Linked DNA regions of Homo sapiens: region 1 is linked to region 2. A link is an interaction called in ENCODE POLR2A ChIA-PET data of the cell type or tissue named here. Cell type or tissue: Panc1. All regions are shown on one strand. Links, peaks and the distances in the headings refer to the core of each region. The heading gives the core; the rest is flanking DNA.

Region 1 (6,770 bases), core at 2,490-4,989, 100 kb after region 2:
GTCACCATCAAGCCCCCTCCACCTGAGGTATGAGAGTTCCTTCCTATACTTAATGCACATGCTCCGTCAGTGGGCTTTCCTTCTCCCCAGAGGATTTCCCTCATTTTCTGGGTGTGTTTCTCTGGAAAACAGTCTTTTTGTTATGACCTGATAACAAATTCCAACTTTGTTATTTCAGGTTGTAAGCAGGGGTTCCAGTTAATACAAGTTTCTGAATATTTTAAATCTTAACATCATATAAAAGTAAGTGCACAACTTACTGTGAATATTGTTAAAACTAATGCTCACACTTGCTTAATAAACAAAAATCACTTAATTAATGCTTTTTTTTTTTTTTTTTTTTTTTTTTTTTTTGAGACGGCGTCTCAGTCTGTTATCCAGGCTGGAGTGCAGTGGTGCAATCTCGGCTCACTGCAACCTCCATCTCCTGAGTTCAAGCGATTCTCTTGCCTCAGCCTCCTAAGTAGCTAGGATTACAGGCACGCACCACCACACCTGGCTAATTTTTGTATTTTTAGTGGGAATGGGGTTTCACCATATTGGCCAGGCTGGTCTTGAACTCCTGACCTCAGGTGATCCACCTGCCTTGGCCTCCCAAAGTGTTGGGATTACAGGTGTGAGCCACCCCACCCAGCCTCTGATTAATGCTTTAAGTTATAATAATCATGGGATATCTCAGGAGGCTTAAAGGAGTCCTGAAATTTGCCAGTTTGTTTGTTTGGCAAGTGTATTGGGCAGGGTTGAAGTAGAAACGATTGTTAACATGACAGTTTTCAATTGGGAAGCTACAAGGAAAAAATACAGGAAGGCAGTCAAGGAAAAGGGAAATCTAAATTTGAGATGTTATAGCAGAAAAAACCAGTTCTAAAGATCATAGAGGAGAAGGACTGGGGGTTTTGTTGCTTTTGTTTAAGGACATTACTTAAAACACATTATTTAGAAGTGTGGCTTTTTGAAAACAGCTTGTGAATGCCCAGAAGGCCCACTAACACTTTGGTGGTTCTTCCCTTTTTCCAACCCCTGTCAGAGCAGCAGAGGTGAGAACTCAGAAGAGAAATACAGCTGGCTATCTACTACCAGAAGGGCTTCAAAGATATAGGGTGTGGCTCCTACCAGCAAACAGCTGAAAGAGGAGGACCCCTGCCTTCCTCTGAGGACAGGCTCTAGAGAGAGGGAGAAACAAGTGGACCTCGTCCCATCTTCACTCTTCACTTGAGTTGGCTGTGTTCGGGGGAGCAGAGAGAGCCAGACAGCCCCAAGCTTCTGAGTCTAGATACAGAAGCCCATGTCTTCTGCTGTTCTTCACTTCTGGGAAATTGAAGTGTCTTCTGTTCCCAAGGAAGCTCCTTCCTGTTTGTTTTGTTTTCTAAGATGTTCATTTTTAAAGCCTGGCTTCTTATCCTTAATATTATTTTAATTTTTTCTCTTTGTTTCTGTTTCTTGCTCTCTCTCCCTGCCTTTAAATGAAACAAGTCTAGTCTTCTGGTTTTCTAGCCCCTCTGGATTCCCTTTTGACTCTTCCGTGCATCCCAGATAATGGAGAATGTATCAGCCAGCCTTCCCCACCAAGTCTAAAAAGACCTGGCCTTTCACTTTTAGTTGGCATTTGTTATCCTCTTGTATACTTGTATTCCCTTAACTCTAACCCTGTGGAAGCATGGCTGTCTGCACAGAGGGTCCCATTGTGCAGAAAAGCTCAGAGTAGGTGGGTAGGAGCCCTTCTCTTTGACTTAGGTTTTTAGGAGTCTGAGCATCCATCAATACCTGTACTATGATGGGCTTCTGTTCTCTGCTGAGGGCCAATACCCTACTGTGGGGAGAGATGGCACACCAGATGCTTTTGTGAGAAAGGGATGGTGGAGTGAGAGCCTTTGCCTTTAGGGGTGTGTATTCACATAGTCCTCAGGGCTCAGTCTTTTGAGGTAAGTGGAATTAGAGGGCCTTGCTTCTCTTCTTTCCATTCTTCTTGCTACACCCCTTTTCCAGTTGCTGTGGACCAATGCATCTCTTTAAAGGCAAATATTATCCAGCAAGCAGTCTACCCTGTCCTTTGCAATTGCTCTTCTCCACGTCTTTCCTGCTACAAGTGTTTTAGATGTTACTACCTTATTTTCCCCGAATTCTATTTTTGTCCTTGCAGACAGAATATAAAAACTCCTGGGCTTAAGGCCTAAGGAAGCCAGTCACCTTCTGGGCAAGGGCTCCTATCTTTCCTCCCTATCCATGGCACTAAACCACTTCTCTGCTGCCTCTGTGGAAGAGATTCCTATTACTGCAGTACATACGTCTGCCAGGGGTAACCTGGCCACTGTCCCTGTCCTTCTACAGAACCTGAGGGCAAAGATGGTGGCTGTGTCTCTCCCCGGTAATGTCACTGTTTTTATTCCTTCCATCTAGCAGCTGGCCTAATCACTCTGAGTCACAGGTGTGGGATGGAGAGTGGGGAGAGGCACTTAATCTGTAACCCCCAAGGAGGAAATAACTAAGAGATTCTTCTAGGGGTAGCTGGTGGTTGTGCCTTTTGTAGGCTGTTCCCTTTGCCTTAAACCTGAAGATGTCTCCTCAAGCCTGTGGGCAGCATGCCCAGATTCCCAGACCTTAAGACACTGTGAGAGTTGTCTCTGTTGGTCCACTGTGTTTAGTTGCAAGGATTTTTCCATGTGTGGTGGTGTTTTTTGTTACTGTTTTAAAGGGTGCCCATTTGTGATCAGCATTGTGACTTGGAGATAATAAAATTTAGACTATAAACTTGGCTCCCTTGCCAGTGTTTTGCATGAGTCTTGATTTGGGAGGGAGGGAAGAGGACTCCCTAATTCCCCCACAGGGTCACGGTCACAACTCAGGTCAGCCCAAGTTGTGAAACAGAAGCCCAGAGAGATGAGGAGCCCCTATGAGGCCATAAATGTGTCTGCACTCCCCATCAGTTATCTTTTTTAACCACATAGATCACCAGGATGTCATGCCATCCCTTAGATTGGAAGTGTCAGGGACAGAAAAGTAGTGAGATGCTGGTTATTCACATGAGCATCTAGTATCCTTTATGGCTTCCTTTGTGTTTGGCAAGTAAGTTTCCCAAGGTAATATGCCATCAGATGTCAATATAACTATACCAAGTCCTGGGTTGGGGGGAAGTACAGGTAGCTAGCTTTCTTGAAAAGTGAAGATGCTGCTGGCCACCGTGGCTCACGCCTGTAATCCCAGCACTTAGGGAGGCCGAGGTGGGCAGATCTCGATCAGGGAGATCGAGACCATCCTGGCTAAACAGGGTGAAACACTGCCTCTACTAAAAATACAAAAATAGCTGGGAGTGGTGGCGGGTGCCTGTAGTCCCAGCTACTTGGGAGGCTGAGGCAGGAGAATGATGGGAACCCGGGAGGTGGAGCTTGCAGTGAGCCGAGATTGCGCCACTGCATTCCAGCCTGGGCGACAGAGTGAGACTCCGTCTCAAAAAAAAAAAAAAAAAAAAGGAAAAGTAAAGATGCTGACACTAAAGTATTCAGGACCACACAGTCTTAGAGAGACTATCAGCTCAGGTAAGGGGAAGGGAATTTGTGTGTGTGTGTGTGTGTGTGTGTGTGTGTATTTTTAGTAGAAATTTTTGTATTTTTTGTACAACAAATTTTGTATTTTTAGTAGCAATGGGGTTTCACCATGTTGGCCAGGCTGGTCTTGAACTCCTGACCTTAGGTGACCCACCTGCCTTGGCCTCCCAAGGCCAAGTCTGAGTCTGTGTTCTTAATGTCCTTGCCAGTGGCTCTCCACCCTACCAGATCCAAAGTCACTTTTTTTTTTTTTTCTGAGACGGTCTTGCCCGTCACCCAGGCTGGAATGCAGTAGCACAATCATAGGTTGCTGTAACTTGGAACTCCAAGGTTCAAGCAATCTTGCCACAGCTTCCCAAATAGCTGTGACTACAGGCCCACACCACCATGCCCAGCTAATTTTTGTGGTTTGTTTTTAGTAGAGACGAGGTCTCAGTGTGTTACCCAGGCTAGTCTGGAACGCCTTGGTTCAAATGATCCTCCTGTCTTAGCCTCCTAGAGTGCTGGGATTACATGTGCAAGCCACTACACCCAGCCCCAATGTTCCTTTCTTATAACAAATATTTTGCAACACTAATATCCCAAAGTGAAATGGACAGATAACATAACCTGCCTGGACACATGATTTCAAAAAACAAATCAACTGTGGGTCATAATTCAGTTTACCTAGTCCACTTGGCCTTTGATGCTTAGAGGGCAGTTCCTACCTTTGAAGTGACTTTTTCCTCTAGGTCCTGGGTGGGATGGAAGTTTACTACAGAAGCTATCTCTGGTATGGGAGAGCAACTTTCATATGGAGCTGGCAGCATTTGTTGGGTTTCACAAATCCATACACGGGAGGCATAGATATCATAGTACATCTTTTTTTTTTTTTTTTTTTTTTTTTTGGTCTTGCTCTATTGCCCAGGCTGGAGTGCAATGGCACAATCGTGGCTCACTGCAGCTTTGACCACCTGGGCTCAATCAATCCACCCACCTCAGCCTCTCAAGTAGCTGAAACCACAAGCATGCACCACCACACCTAGCTAATTTATTTTTGTAGAGATAGGGTCATTGAATTCCTGGGCTCAAGTGATCCCGCTGTCTGGGCTTCCCAAAGTGCTGGGATTACAGGCTTGAGCTGCTGTGCCCAACTATTGTACATCTTATAAAGACAGATGGGACTTCCCCCATATCTTGGTGCTGGTGCCACAGCCAGAGGACTGTGACTTTTCTGAGCCCCGTCCCTAATTCCTTTTTTTTTTTTAGACTGAGTCTCACTCTGTCGCCCAGGCTGGAGTGCAGTGGCACGATCTCGGCTCACCACAACCTCCACCTCCCGGGTTTAAGCGATTCTCCTGCCTCAGCCTCCCAAGTAGCTGGGGTTTACAGGCGCCCGCCACCATGCCCCACTACTTTTTTTCTGTATTTTTAGTAGAGATGGGGTTTCACCATGTTGGCCAGGCTGGTCTCAAATTCCTGGCCTCAGGTGATTGGCTCAGCTTGGCCTCCCAAAGTTCTGGGATTACAGGCGTGAGCCACCACGCTGGGCCCCTAATTCCTCTTTAAATCATGTCAGTTTGCTTCTCTTCCCCACAATGTGATGGGTGACTGTAGGCCTGATCTCCTGGGGTTATGAAAAAATGCCATCCAGCCTTGGGGGTGGGTTACTGGCAGGAGGTTTGAGTGTTGGATGCTTCCCCTTTACCCTTGCCTCTTGCTTCCCTAGTCCTTCAGTTAGACCCTATTGCTCTCTCTGTTGCCCTGGTAACCAGCTCTGCAAGAAGAAACTCAAGCTCAGCAAAGCCCCCAGGTTCTCTCTATCCTCCCAGCCTGCCTCTGGGTGGGCAGAAAGAAGAGGGTGTGTAAGCAGCAGACAGATAGCCTGAGGTGGCCCTGCCCAGTCCCCTTGTAGAAGCCCATGGGCTCAAAAAAAGCTCAAAGCTTTTTCGCCCCCATCTCATAGTTGTTATTCATACCACCCTGCCTTCCTCTTTATTTCTTCCATAAGCGGGTGCAAATGCTCTGCCAGCTCTCTTCCCCTTCAGGGTCAGCGCACAGACCTGCTACCTTGTAGGCAACTCGGAGCACCAAAGACTTGGAATTCCAAAGTCAGCTCCCAGCATCTGCAGCCCACTTGGGTTGACTGTCCGTCTAGGGCAGTGATTTTCAATCCTGGCCATTTGTGTCATGTGAGGAGCTTTTTAAAAAATACCATAAGCCTTCGCCCTGGTTCAGAAATCTGATTTAATTGGTCTGAGATATGGCCTAGGCATCAGTTTTTTTTTTGTTTGTTTGTTTTTTTTTTTTTTGAGACAGTCTTGCTCTTGTTGCCCAGGCTGGAGTGCAGTGGCATGATCTCGGCTCACTGCAGCCTCCACCTCCCGGGTTCAAGCGATTCTCCTGCCTCAGCCTCCTGAGTAGCTGAGATTACAGGCACCAGCCACCATGCCCAGCAAATGTTTGTATTTTTAGTAGAGACAGGGTTTCACTATGTTGGCCAGACTGGTCTCGAACTTCTGACCTCATGTTGCACCCTTCTCGGCCTCCCAAAGTACCGGGATTATAGGCGTGAGCTGTTGCACTTGGCCAGTATTTTTTTTTTTTTTTTAATATGGAGTCTCTCACCCAGGCTGGAGTGCAGTGGCATGATAACAGCTCACTGCAACCTTCACCTCCCAGGTTCAAGCAATCCTTCTACCTCAGCCTCCAAAGTAGCTTGGATTACAGGTGTGTGCCACCATGCCCGGCTAATTTTTTTTGTATTTTTAGAAGTGGGGTTTCACCATGTTGGTCAGGCTGGTCTTGAACTCATGACCTCAAGTGATCTGCCCGCCTTGGCTTCCCAAAGTGTTGAGATTACAGGCGTGAGCCACCAAGCCCAGCCAGCATCAGTATTTCTGAGAAGCTTCCCTGTGATTCCAGTGTGTAGTCAGGGTGAAAACCACTGCCACTCCAGGAGGACCATGACTTGATGCTGGCTCTCCTCACTGATTCAAAATGTTGAACTTAGTCTCTGCCTGACATCCTTGAGCATTTGGGGGAGTACTGGGGTCCTGTGTCCCAAGCTTCTAGCTTCCAGAAGTCTCTCAGTCTGTTTTATTTTCAACCCCCTACACCCTTCACACTCCCCAATTCGCCCTTCCTAACCAACAATTCCCAAATCCTGCCCAGAGAGAAGGTTACCAAGGCAACCGGCTTAATCTGGTAACTGTGGCATGTGCTGGGAGAGAAGCCCTTCCCTCTTCC
Region 2 (6,770 bases), core at 1,897-4,396:
AGAACCGCCCCCATGGGCAGTGGCGGGAGCTGGCAGGACCCTGCTGAGTTGGGTCCACTGCAGGGCTCACAATGGCCTTTCTCCACACCCCTGGCAGCTGAGGCCCACCTCAGAGATGCCCAACAGCTGTGTCCTTTTTGCCCAGCCTCAGGGCCTGGTTCTGAGGGCACAGCTGCCTAGACTAAGTATGTACTAAGCGAGGCCCTCCCACCCGTGAGTGCAGGTTCCAGCCTAGAAGGGGTACCTCTTCTGGAGAGGGAATTTGAGGAGGGGGAACTCAGGCAGGAGACATCGAGCCCGGGGGCACCAAGCACTTCTCGCTATGCTCCCCTCTAGCCTTGGACTATTTGGAGGTGGAGGCACTTGGCAGAGAACCCACAGGGCAGCTACAGAGGGGAAAGACTGAGGCTTGGTCTCAGGGAACACATAGCTGGATGAAAGAACAAGGCATTGGGCCGGGCACAGTGGCTCACACCCGTAATCCTAGCACACTGGGAGGCGGAGGCAGGCAGATCACCTGAGGTCAGGAGTTCAAGACCAGTCTGACCAAGATGGTGAAACCCCATCTCTACTAAAAATACAAAACTTAGCTGGGTGTGGTGGCGGGGTCCTGTAATCCCAGCTACTCAGGAGGCTGAGGCAGGAGAATCGCTTGAACCCAGGAGGTGGAGGTTGCAGTGAGCTGAGATTGTACCACTGCACTACAGACTGGGTGACAGAGCGAGACTCCGTCTCAAAAAAAAAAAAAAAAAAAAAGAAAAACAAAAAAGAACAAGGCATTATCTATCAAGCAGGTGATATACCATCACAGCTAAGAACAGAGATGATGGTGATGATCATGACGGCCATGATTGACCTGGACTGCCTAGGTCTGAATCCCAGCTCTGTCACTTGCTGGATGTGTGACTTTGAGCAAGCGATTTAACTTCCCCGTTGCCTCATCTGTAAATTGGGGATGATCATATCTACCTCATTTAGCTTTTTTGAGGAAAAATGTTTTTAAAAGTGCCTAGTTCATAACAAACTGTATATGTGAGCGGTTGTGATGGGTGAAGGAAGCTGTGGGCCTGGGGTCTCCCAGATTTCTTAGAGAAGCTTCGTGGAGAATTGGGTCTCCTAGACATCAGTGAGACTGGGGCCTGGGGCAGTGGGTCTCCAATTTCCAGCCTTCTCACCGTCATGTAATCTTTTCCTCCCAGACAAATTTTTGCAGCCTGGAATGAGTGTATGGGAAAGAGCCCAAGGCAGGCCCCTCTGCCCCACCCTCCTTTGACCCTCGCCCTTCAGCTTACAAGGAGCCCTTGGCCCCTCAGCCTGGGACACACCCCACCAGCTAGGGGCACCTGCATAAATCTTTGGGCATCACTGCATCTCTGTTCAGGGTCTGAGCTCTGGGGGTGGGAGAGAGAGAACAAGGAAAGCCGTCCCCTCTCTTATGTGTGGGCTCAAAGAGGAGGCAGTGCCCTTCCTCCCTCCTGGGAGCCCAGCATTGGTCAACCAGGACCCAGCTCTGGCTGATAGGCACCAGATTCCCCTGCCCTCCATGGAGTGGTACTTAGTGTGAAAGGTGGTGGCAGAGAGAAACTGAAGCACTGAGTAATGACCAGTGTGGTGGGCACAGCACTTTGAGATCCAGCATCTGTCCTGGGTTGCCTCTTTGCCTTTGTGAGTCTGGTGATCAGGATCCCCTCTCCAAACCCCTTTTATTTAGCCCTGCCCCTCAAGGTGAAGGAAGGACAATGGGAGGATACCCTGTAGGGGTGACGGGAAGCCTTTGGAGTGGGAACCAATCTCAACTCTAGTTCTCGGCTGGGCACAGTGGCTCATGCCTGTAATCTCAATATTTTGGGAGGCCAAGGCGGGAGGATCACTTGAGGCCAGTAGTTCATGATCAGCCTGGTCAACATAGTGAGACCCCATCTCTAAAAACAACTTTAAAAAGTTAGCCAGGTGTGGTGGCGCATGCCTGTGTTACCAGCTACTTGGGAGGCTGAGGCCGGAGGATCGCTTAAGCCTGGAAGGTCGAGGCTGCGGTGAGCTGTGATTGTGCCACTGCACTCTAGCCTGAACAACAGAGTGAGACCCCCCACACACACATCCTCTCAAAACAGACAGAAAACAAAACAAAAAACCCAACTCTAGTTCTCATGGCTGCAAAGGTGTCTAGGGGACTTTGGAGAACTGTTGTGTCTCTTGGGGAGGGAGGCAAGCATGACCGTGGTGGGAAGATCACTGGCTGGGAGTTGGGAGGCCTGGCTGTTGACATTCACTAGTCGTATGACTTTGGGCCTGGGTTTTCATTATCTAGAGACAATGGTTCCTGTCTCACTCAGGTTGAGGGCAAATAACACAAGGTGGGATGACCCCTGTGTTCAATCCATGTTGCATCCTGGCATGGTGAGCAATGCCTGTGGATTCTCCTTTTTTCCCAGGGCCTGGCACATGCCAGGGTGGGGCATACACATGCTGCCTGGAACCAGAGACAGTTCTCAGTCTCTCACTGAAGTATCTGGGGCTGGTGTGTGGTGGGGGCACATGTGGTTCCACCTTGGTGTCACTTGGCAGGCCAAAGCTGGGGTCATAGGGACCTCCCTCCGGTATGCCATTGCGTGAGGTGGTCCAGAGGGAGGGTCAGAAGTTTGCTGGGTAGACAAGGGAAGCAAGATGGGTGTTACTGGTGCCCAGGAAATACTATCCTTGCTTCGCTGTTTTGGGGGTGGGCATTAAAGGTTGATACCAAAGCCTCAGCCATGCCCCTCAGCAGTGGCCAAGAGCAGAATGATTGGACCAAGCCCCTGGCCCACCTCCTCCTCCTCCTCTTTTCCTCTTCTAAAGAAGAGATCGGCTCTTGGCTCCCAGAGCCCCAGCTGCCTGTTTCTTTTTCTCTTTTACCAGGCATGGGGGTGGGGAAACAGGGGAACCGAGGCTTTGGTGTCTTTCGGCATTTTTGTACACATCAGTGAGTGGGTGTGTTGTGCACGCATCCATGTGAGAGTGTTTTTGTGCATGTGTGGGCTGGGGAGGGCTCTGAATATCTCCTGGAACGGTACCCAGAGCCCTGTGGCTCTGCGCATGCGGGGTGAGTGTGTGTGTCTGCACGTGTCCGTGTGTGTGCCGGAGACTCAGCTGCATTCACGCGCGCGCTCTCTCCCTCCCTCTCTCCCTCCCTCTCTCTCTCCCTCCCTCCCTTCCTCTTCCCTCTCCCTCTCTCTCTCCCCCTCCCCCTCTCTGTCTCTCCCTCCTTCTCTCCCTCCCTCTCTCTCTCTCACACACACACTCTCAATCTTTCTCTCTTCCCTCCCCCTTCCTCCCTCCTTCCTATTCCCTCCCTCCTCCCTTTCTGTCCCTGTCTCTCTGTCTCTGTCTCTGTCTCTCTCTCTCTGCCTCTGCCAGTTCTGCTTGGTTAGGGGCTAGCTCCAGCCTCTGGGGTGCCTGGGAGAACATCCCTCCCTTTCTTTCCCCCTCCACCATTCCCTCCCCTCCTAGGCCATGCTCTTCAGGGCTTGCAGGCAACTTCTTCTACTGCCTTAGATGAGGGAGTGAGGAGGGAGGACCCCAAGCCTTGTGCCCATGGTGCCATCTGCAGCAAGTGCCTTGGCCCCGTGACATTCATGCCTCCAGCATTCAGCTGCCCCAGCTCCCAGCTCCAATTACCCGCTGGCTGCTGGGGGAGGGTGGGGAGAATGTGCCGTGCCCAGCTTGGGGGTGCTCCTGCTTCTGCTTTCTTGGCTACTTGGATCTCCTGCCTCCATTCCTGAGGGGAATTGGGCAGGGGGGGCGTGAAGTTCTGTGGGCTGATAAGGAGGGGCTGAGTTCTCCAGCATGGGTGTGGGCATGACCACCCACCAGTGGTCATGGGGGATGGATGTGACCTGGGAGGAGACCTCCAGACCTGGGCACCCACCTTGATGCCTGGCTGGAGCTGGCCCGGGCAGGAGGAGGGAGAGGAGAGCAGCAGGTGGGTGAGGCTATGGGGGAGCCGAGTGGGAAGCAGTCTTTGATGTTAATACTGGGCATCTGGCCCAAGTCAAGGCTGCTGTTTATGTCTTTCTGTCTCTGACCTGCAGGGGGGGTTTCCTGTTATATTCTTTTGGGGCGGGGTGGGGAGGATCCTTTGTTTAAGTAACCAATCTCCCCCTTATGAGGATCCCCACCCCATCTCCCATTCTCTAGCCTCTAAGGTCCCACAGTGGCTAGGTGATGAGTCACTGCCCCCCAGCTCCAGAACCTGTCTCCTGGGGGCCCAGTGAGAGCTCACCAAGGGGTGCCGCCTCCCCTCCTCCCGTCTCCCCCATGCCTGCCAGGCTGGGGCCCTGAGTCTGTGTGTACTCCTCTGCCACATCACACCTGCCAAATAGTACCTTCCTTCCCGCCTTCACTCCTCCTCTCCTTCCTGGCACTAGGATAACAGAGAGTTGGGTGGGGCAGCCCTGCTCAATCCATACCTGAGAATAGAACAGGGGGTATGGGAAAGGACAGGGAGTCCCGGTCCTAGAGAGGCCTCTGCCCCTCAGCATGGGGGCACATGTCGCTGCTGCAGCACTGCCACCACCACAGACTCCCAGGGGCCCTTGGTGTGGGTGGCTGCCTGTGGTGCCCGTGTTGGCATGGGGGGCAGTGCTGCCCATAGACGCCTGTGCCCATGCATGCCCATTTATGTGTCTGGGCCACGGTGGCCGCCCCGGCCCCTCAGCATCGCCCTTCCTGGCTCCCATGGTGGGAGGCTGGGTGATCAGGAGTGGGTGGTGGGGGAGGGATCTCCCCCCACCCTAGCAGCAGGCAGAGGGGAAGGGGAGAGGGAGGTGTGAACCTACCCACAGAACTATTAATAGCCCACATGCCAGGCCACCAAGAACCAGCTGTCACCGTGGAAACCATTCCTACGCCCCCCTCCCCCCAGCCTGCATGGGGTGGGACTTAGACAGGGTACGAAGCCCCCCACCCATCTTTCTTTGTTACCTTTCTCTCTTTGTCTCCCCTCCTTCATGTGTCTCTCCTCCCTTTATCTGTCCTCCTTTCTACCTCACCCCTTCTCCCCATCCCCCATCTCTGGCTCCCCTTTCTTCCTCTCCCTCTACTGCCTTGTCACCCCTAGCTCTACCCCAGCCCTGTCCCATTTCTTTGTTCTTCCCCCTCCTCCCTTCTTCCCTCTTTCCCCCACCAGCCTTTTTACCCCTCCTCCCATCTTTCCACCCTTTTCTCAGCCGCCCCGCATGTACGTGTCCCTGTGGCTGGCAAGGAGGGCTGGGCTTTCTTCAGAGCACTAAGGACAAAGTTCAGGGGCCCCAGAAAGGTGGGGCCAAAGCCCAGAGCAGATACGCAGGAGGGTTAATGCGGGTAGTATTGGGGGTTAGATCCTGGGGACAGAAACTCCCCTCTGGCAGCCCCAGGAGTCCTTTGGGGGTGTCCTCAGATATACAGGACTGCAGAGTGGGACGGCTCGGCAGTGGGAACCTGGCGGGGCGCCCGTGGATGCCGCATTGGCCCCGTGTCCCTGTCCCCCCATGGCAGAAGTACTTAAGCTTAATGAAATGCTTCCCCCTCCACGGGCACTTTGCCTACACTGCCTCCCAGCAGCTCTTATCTCACAAGGAGGGAGTGGGTGGCCAGGCCAGCCGACAGGTGGGTCTTGCTGTCCTGCTGTCCAGCCTGGGCACAGAACCCCATAGCTCCGCCCCCTCGGCCTCCTTGGGGCAGGGCCTCCCTCGCCTCTGCAGAGGAGGTACCAGGAAGGAGTTTGGGGAGTTAAGCTGGACTCTGGAGGAGGGGTGAGAGGCTGCCCTTCAGGGTGGGTACCCCTGCCCCATGCCCCTTACCCGCTGACCTTTTTCTGTCCGTGGCTAACACAGGCTCATGTGGTATGTGTCTCCCCACATGCTGGGCCCTCTGCCTCGCCTCTGTATCACCCCAAAGGCCCAAGTGTGTCCCTGGAGAGATGCCAAGGAGTCCCCAGGGGTTCCAGCCTCTTTCTGGGTACCCAGTGAGGGTGCCCTAGGCAGCAAGGGCAGCACCTTGCTCCTCTGCCCACTACCAGGGGCTGACTGTAGCTGGGCTGCACTGCCCAGCACCAGGGCACCATTCAGTTCAAAAGAGGGGTGGGGCAGAGAGCGAGTCTGCCCCTCCCCCCAGTGGGCACGTGCAGGCCCTTGGCAGTACCCAGACACATTTGGAGTTAAGGCTGGGCAGGAGAGAGGGATGGGGAAATAAACATGGTGGCTTAGGTTGGCACTGCTCCAGGTCTGCAATGTAGCAACTGGTAAGTGGCAGGGGCCTGGGGGAGGGGACCCTCAGGAGCCCTGGCCTGGGGCAGGAGCTGCCCATGCCATGTGGCTGCCACTGGTGTTCCCCGCCTGGCCCGGCCCACAGCAGCCAGTGCTCATTCCTGCACACACTGGTCCTCCTCGGCTGCCCCCAGGACCTGCTCCCCGGGGCTGCCCCTCTCTCAGCATGCCCACTCCTGTGCTTGCCTCCTCCCCTCCCTGGGGGCGCTTGGGCCTCCGGCTGGCGAGTGGATTTTTCCAGCTTCTGTAAACAAGTGGTGGCAGTGTGCCAGGCGGGCAGGAGACAGGCGGGGGCAGCACCACAGCCAGGGTGTGCCAAGCACCGAGGCACAGCCTGGGGGGCAGACGGAGACACCCAGACCCGGAGAGAGAGACATTCAGACACAGACAGACAGACAGACATGCAGGCAGCCTCGCTGGACGTGGAGTCAGAAGATCGTCCTCTATTGTCCAGCCCAACCCCCGTAGCGGCCCTCGCCCCCTGCCCCT

The links. ChIA-PET counts read pairs that join two places held together with the same protein. Peaks named below come from ENCODE experiments on the same cell type or tissue, not always from the same donor. Only the 100,000 strongest peaks of a DNase experiment are listed, where the experiment ranks them.
Region 1: POLR2A ChIA-PET joins it to region 2 with 20 read pairs; 10 of 35 experiments call an interaction of 5 or more read pairs at or near these places.

The regions. Positions count from the first base shown.
Region 1 is chr17:40,169,420-40,176,189 of GRCh38, forward strand. It overlaps CASC3 (CASC3 exon junction complex subunit), which reads left to right. Exons shown (of 14, transcript NM_007359.5): 12 at 1-27; 13 at 179-243; 14 at 1,028-2,752. The coding sequence ends at 202. Among named protein-coding and RNA genes, the nearest start is that of RAPGEFL1, 4.7 kb to the right of the region's middle. In Panc1, for the core only: no CTCF peak of the experiment used is centred there; no DNase peak of the experiment used is centred there.
Region 2 is chr17:40,065,929-40,072,698 of GRCh38, forward strand. The region is part of intron 1 of THRA (thyroid hormone receptor alpha); the gene reads left to right. Among named protein-coding and RNA genes, the nearest start is that of THRA, 6.3 kb to the left of the region's middle. RefSeq lists an enhancer at 4,970-5,575. In Panc1, for the core only: CTCF peaks have their summits at 4,096 and 4,310; no DNase peak of the experiment used is centred there; H3K4me3 peaks cover 1,244 bases; H3K27ac peaks cover 2,291 bases.